2 separate regions of the Homo sapiens genome follow, and region 2 is linked to region 1. The links are chromatin loops, found by intact Hi-C in ENCODE. Cell type or tissue: PC-3. All regions are shown on one strand. Each heading gives the region's core, and the rest is flanking DNA. Links, peaks and the distances in the headings are about the cores only.

Evidence for each region. Peaks named below come from ENCODE experiments on the same cell type or tissue, not always from the same donor. Only the 100,000 strongest peaks of a DNase experiment are listed, where the experiment ranks them.
Region 2: a loop joins it to region 1, with 3 times the contacts of the local background. A loop is called at or near these places in 4 of 110 quality-filtered maps.

What each region holds. Positions count from the first base shown.
Region 1 is chr4:37,526,806-37,529,733 of GRCh38, reverse strand. All of the region lies in intron 1 of PGCKA1 (PDCD10 and GCKIII kinases associated 1), which reads right to left. Among named protein-coding and RNA genes, the nearest start is that of PGCKA1, 74 kb to the right of the region's middle. In PC-3, for the core only: a CTCF peak has its summit at 1,423; DNase peaks (open chromatin) are centred at 1,423 and 2,323; H3K27ac peaks cover 464 bases.
Region 2 is chr4:37,470,769-37,473,696 of GRCh38, reverse strand. All of the region lies in intron 1 of PGCKA1 (PDCD10 and GCKIII kinases associated 1), which reads right to left. It overlaps LOC124900691 (a long non-coding RNA gene), which reads left to right. Exons shown (of 3, transcript XR_007058098.1): 1 at 1-2,928. Among named protein-coding and RNA genes, the nearest start is that of PGCKA1, 18 kb to the right of the region's middle. In PC-3, for the core only: no CTCF peak of the experiment used is centred there; a DNase peak (open chromatin) is centred at 1,576.

The sequences.
Region 1 (2,928 bases), core at 121-2,620:
CGATGAAAGAGCCAGCTTCCCCCATCTTCTATGGGAGCAGGTAGCAGGCTGAACTAATTTGATATTTTCCCCTCCGGAATAGAGTATGTTCTTCCAAGAATAAAAAGAACAGCCCACCTGTGATAGTCATTAACCAGATAAAATCTTGAGGAAGAGATTCTAAGTCTCCAATTATCCTTTTACATACATTTATTCTTTATTTTGGATTCTAGGGACACCAAGGGTTAATTGATAAGTCATAGGCAATTTCATCACATACTGAGTTGCAAGCACAGGTGGGATAATAGAGCCACTGGGAATTAGCCTAACCTTAAAATATAAGATATTTATAGCATCAATAGTACATAATCATATGATTGGGGAGAAAATACAAAGGAAGAAATACATACGAGTCTTAAAGCTAGAAATATTACAAGATTTACTAGCTTATAATTTGAAGTACCTAGATGTAGGATAAATATATTTATGCAATGTATTATTGAAGACAATTCAATATGTTTCCAGGGAAATTGCAGAATTTAGCCTAGAAACATTTTAAGGCATAAGGACTTTAGGTAACATATTGTTAAATTTAGCATAATTCCATTTAGAGATTTGAGTTCTAGCTGCTGTGTCATCATGCTTTATAAAACTTAAAGCTAGATTTCTGGCTGGAAAACATTCTAAATTGAAATAAAAGCACAAATATGATAAACCAAATATTGTTAAGTTGTTAAAGTTAAAATCTCTAACCATGAGTATTGAGCCAGATTACCTAAGTTGAATTTTCTGAAGTAATAGTATGGGTTTGTATATATGTACCAAGCTTAAGCCGGAACAAAGCAGGAATTTTTCTCTGGTGGTAGAATTTACATAATGTACACTAGGAGAACTGTTCATGAGAAAAGTTCCTTAAACTATAATGTTTTTAAATTTAAATACTCACTGCTATACAATTGTATGTGAATTTGGAAGGAATGCAAATTACATTTATGGGATCAGTCTTCCTACTTTAACCCTTGAACTCTTGCTACCGCAGACTATAGTGGGACGATTCCTGCCTAGGAGAACAATGCATCAATCAATATGGGTGTCCTCCTCTCTCTGGGCAATTGCAAAAGAGCTGGCTTTTTTTTTAGTTTTTAAAAAATTTTCAAGGATTTTTAAAACCCACCTAGTGCCAGGCGTTTGTCCTCATCAGACTTAAACTGAAGCTCTTCTGTTAGTTCTTCTTTCTTTACCCCAAAGAGGTGCCCCAAAGGCTTGTCATCCCAAGGCTAAAATCCCAACAGTGTCTTAGAACTTCACACAGTTATGCAATCATTAAAAGCAAAACTGAAAACACAGCCCTGGGCCTTCTTGGGTGAGATGCGGCTGCAGGTTGGCTCTGTGGCTCACAGCTATTGCTTAACAAAACCAAACAGTGAGCACTAGATGTCGTGATTACATATTAAATAGTAGGAGCTGGATACCTTTCCTTGCCGAGGATGTGAATGACAACACAAAATCCCTGAGTCAAAGCTCTTCAGGGTCAAATATTACAATACTTTTCAACTATTAGTATTCAAGCAGTACTCAGAATAAAAACAAGCCCAGTGCTAACTTCCTGCTCCTGGAGTTGGTGCTCGAAATAATTAAATTCAGTGGAAATGGACAAACTCAATTTAAAAAATTTTGAAATGAAGCCAGATATCAGTATTTATGTTTGTACGGTCACACTACAAAGACACATTCTGAGAAAGGCAACATTAGGTGATTTTGTCGTGTGAACATCACAGAGCGTACTACCCAAATCTAGATGGTGTAGCCTACCACACACCTAGACTGCCTGGTATAGCCTATTGCCCCTAGGATACACATCTGTATGGTGCGTTACTGTACTGAATACTTTAGGCAATTGTAACATAAAAGTATTTTTTTTTTTTTGAGACGGAGTCTTGCTCTGTCGCCAGGCTGGAGCGCAGTGGTGCGATCTCGGCTCACTGCAAGCTCCGCCTCCTGGGTTCCTGCCATTCTCCTGCCTCAGCCTCCCAAGTAGCTGGGACTACAGGCGCCCGCCACCACGCCCAGTTAATTTTTTTTTTTTTTTTGTATTTTTTAGTAGAGACGGGGTTTCACTGTGTTAGCCAGGATGGTCTCAATCTCCTGACCTCATGATCTGCCCACCTCGGCCTCCCAAAGTGCTGGGATTACAGGCGTGAGCCACAATGCCCGGCTCATAAAAGTATTTATGTATCTAAACATAAATAGAGAAAAGGTACAGTAAAAATGCGGTATAAAAGTTAAGAGATGGTTCACCTAGATAGGGCACTTACCATGAATGGAGCTTACAGGACTGAAGTTGCTCTGGGTGAGTCAGTGAGTGAGTTTGAGTGAATATGAAGCCTAGGCTATTACTGGACACTACTGGAGACTTCATAAACACTGCACACTTAGACTACATTTATTTTAAAATATTTTTCTTTCTTTGATAGCAAATTAACCTTAGCTGACTGTAACTTTTTTACTTTATAAACTTTTTAATTACTAAAACGTTTTGACTCTTTCGTAGTAACACTTAGCTTAAAACACAAATACATTGTGTGGCTGTATAAAATGATTTTCTTTCTTTATAGTCTTATTATATATACTTTTTCCTTTTTTAATTAATTTTTTTTAATTAAAAAAACCTTTTTGTTAAAAGGTAAGACATAAACTCACACATTAGCTTAGGCCTACGCACGGCCAGGATTGTCAGTATCACTGTCCCACCTCCACATCTTGTCCTATTGGAAGGTTTTCAGGTTCAATAACATGCATGGAGCTATCATCTTGTATGATAACAATGTCTTCTTCTGGAATACCTCCTGAAGGACCTGCCTGAGGCTGTTTTACAATCAACTTTTTTTTTAAATAAGTGGAAGATGTACTCTCTCAAATAATAAAAAGTATAGCATAGTAAATACATAA
Region 2 (2,928 bases), core at 300-2,799, 56 kb after region 1:
TACTGCTTGGGAATGGGAGATAGCAAGGAGATTTTCTGGGTGTCCCCTACAACCCTCAAAAGCATTATCTGCAGGTACTTCGGTTTTTAAAATTAATATTAAAATAACAAATCCAAAAATGTATTTTCCTTGAATTGAGATCAACTATAAATCTTATATTCTATTTAACATTCTCTAAACTCTGTCAATCTTCTGAAGAGTGATCTTTTAACTTGGTTAAAGTAGTAGACATTAAACATTTCAATATAGCATTAAATACAGCAAAATTATCTTAACATTTTTAACTTGAAAATACAAAGTCTAAATCAATCATCCAATGACATATTTTAGATTAGAAATCACAAGGCTAATCATATTAACACATTATCTTAAACATAATGAATATCTAAAATATTAAAGACTTTTCCCCAAACTTATCTAAAAGTATAAATATTTTTATTTTATTTAGTCCATCATATTTACACTTAAATTTTAAGTTTTCCCATGGTTAGAACACTATATTATAAGGAAATAATTTTGCTTTCCCCCAAAATTTGGGGTTACCTTCTTAGCGCATTTTCACTAGCAAGTTAGCCTGGGATTTAGGATCTAATTTTCCCTATGTATACTTGAACGGACACTCTATACTTTACGAAGGGTTCAGTCTTCTCATCTAAGTCCCCAAGATTTAAATTACTTGTTATCTAATTCTCAAGTCATCTTTGATTCTGTAACCTTCCACAGATTACCTTGCCAGTTGACCTGAATCAATGAATATGGTTACCATTTAATCCTACTCAGAATTCTTTGCACACTCTTCCTTGCAGACATAACTCATAGATAGTATAGAACATACAACTGGATTCTGCATCATGAAAACCTCAGGGTCAAACTTGATAATAGATGATAGAAAAATAGGGACTGGTCATAGAAGTAGGAGAAGAATCAGGAATAAGAAATGTAATAGCATAAAAGCATCAAAGGAAAGGGAGAATTTCAAAAAGGAAGACATCCTCAAGATCAATAGCTTGAAATGTAGCAAGGAGGTTTTTAAATTAAAGGGGTGAAATATGACCATTAGAATTGATCAGTGATGTTTTCATGTCACGATGTGGACTAAAACCAAATAGCAATATGTTGAGTGAACTGGAATGGGAATTGCAGTTAAAGGCAGCAATTACTCAAGAACTCTTTAGGACATTTTATTTTATATTATTTTATTTTTAAATAAGGGAAACAGAGATGGGGCAGTAGCCAACAGGCTCAAAGGAAGACATATTTATCTTGTAAGAAATAAATTTTTTCAACACCCCTTACCCCCACTTTTATTTGGTTAGAGTTGATAGATTCAGGACAAAGACAGAATTAATTGGTGAAGCAATATCCCAGAGGATGGAAGATAAAAGTTAAGTCCACATGAAAAAGTTGGCCTTGAACAGGAAAAGGAACACCTTATCCTCTGAGAATGAAGAGAATGAGGAAAGGACTGATGCAGATGTAGATAAATTTGTGGACATGGGTAGGGCAGGAGGCTGAAGTCGCTCAAGCCTAACTGCATGACTGTCGCAAGTCCTAGCCAATGCCTGCCAGGGGCACACGCAGTATGCAGCTTCCCCATTTCCAAGAACCGAAAGAATGTGGACTAAGATGATGACAGCTCCAGGAACCAGCCCAGACGGAGCCACTGGAGAGCTTCCCCATAAGGTAGCCATACATATTAATCACAGATCAAATAAGAGAAGAAATCCTAGATCCTTCTATCCAACTCAGATTTCTCACTTAAAGAAAATGAGGCCAGAGGTTAAGACAGGCTCAAGGGCAGTTGCTAGCATCTCTTAAGCTAGAAACCAGGTTTCTTGCCCCCAGAATGAAGTCTCCCTTTATTTTTTAAAATTGTATATAGCCAATTTTCTCCACCTTTTCCCCTGGCCAACTTTTCTTCATTCTTCTACTTTTAGCACTTCACTTTCTCTGAAAAGCCTTCCTTGCCTTCTCCCTTCCCTCCCCTCTCCCATTTAAATCATTTAAACAGGATCCCATTTAAGGATATTATATACCTCTTTGATCTTTCCTTTGTTGTTCCACAATTTAAATTCTATTTTTATTTAAGGATTATTTAATGTTCCTCTTTCCCAGTAGATATTACAGGGATTCTGTTCACTTCTGTATCCTGACCATCCCAGAGTATAATGCTTAGCTTGTAGTTAGTGCTCAATAAAATTACGTTTATATATGAAATTATATTCATTCTAGAATACATTTACATACTGTTAAAGCAAAATAAGCAGGGGGTCAAAAGACTGAGGCTGTCTCTGTGCTTTGAATTCCTGTATAACAAACTGTAAGCTAATTTAGTATATAAACAAATGAAAACTTAGGAGAATATTTTTTGTAACAAATAGCTGGGTTTCAGCCAATCAGATGCAGCCAACTGACCAGACCATACTCAACTATGGCAAATACCTAGCTGTAACCAATCAAGTTATTTCTGTATTTTACTTCCAAGTTTAGCCAATGTAAGCTCACTGCTCACTGTGGAGCAGAACTTGGAATCTCTTTTGGTTCTGAGTGCTACCCAATTCATGAATGGTTCTTTGCTCAAATAAACTGCGAAATTTAGTTAATGTTTTTCTTTTAGAAACATCAGGTACGTGGTGTGGGAGTATAGAATTCAATAATTTTATTTGCAAATTAAAGTTCTCTGTTTGTGAAAAATATGCTGTGGGCTTTCAGGAAGGCTGACATACTTTCTTCCTAGTATATGGGAGATGTTGAATACATATTTGTTGAGTGAATAATAATTTCTGAACTATCGAAGTTTTAATTTATGGAAGAAAACCACACATAGCCACTCAAAATAATTTAAAGATCTTTTCTACATCTCAAAAAAAACTTCTTAGGTAAGCAAAATAAGATTCTTCAAACAATGTAATTTAGAATAAATATTAG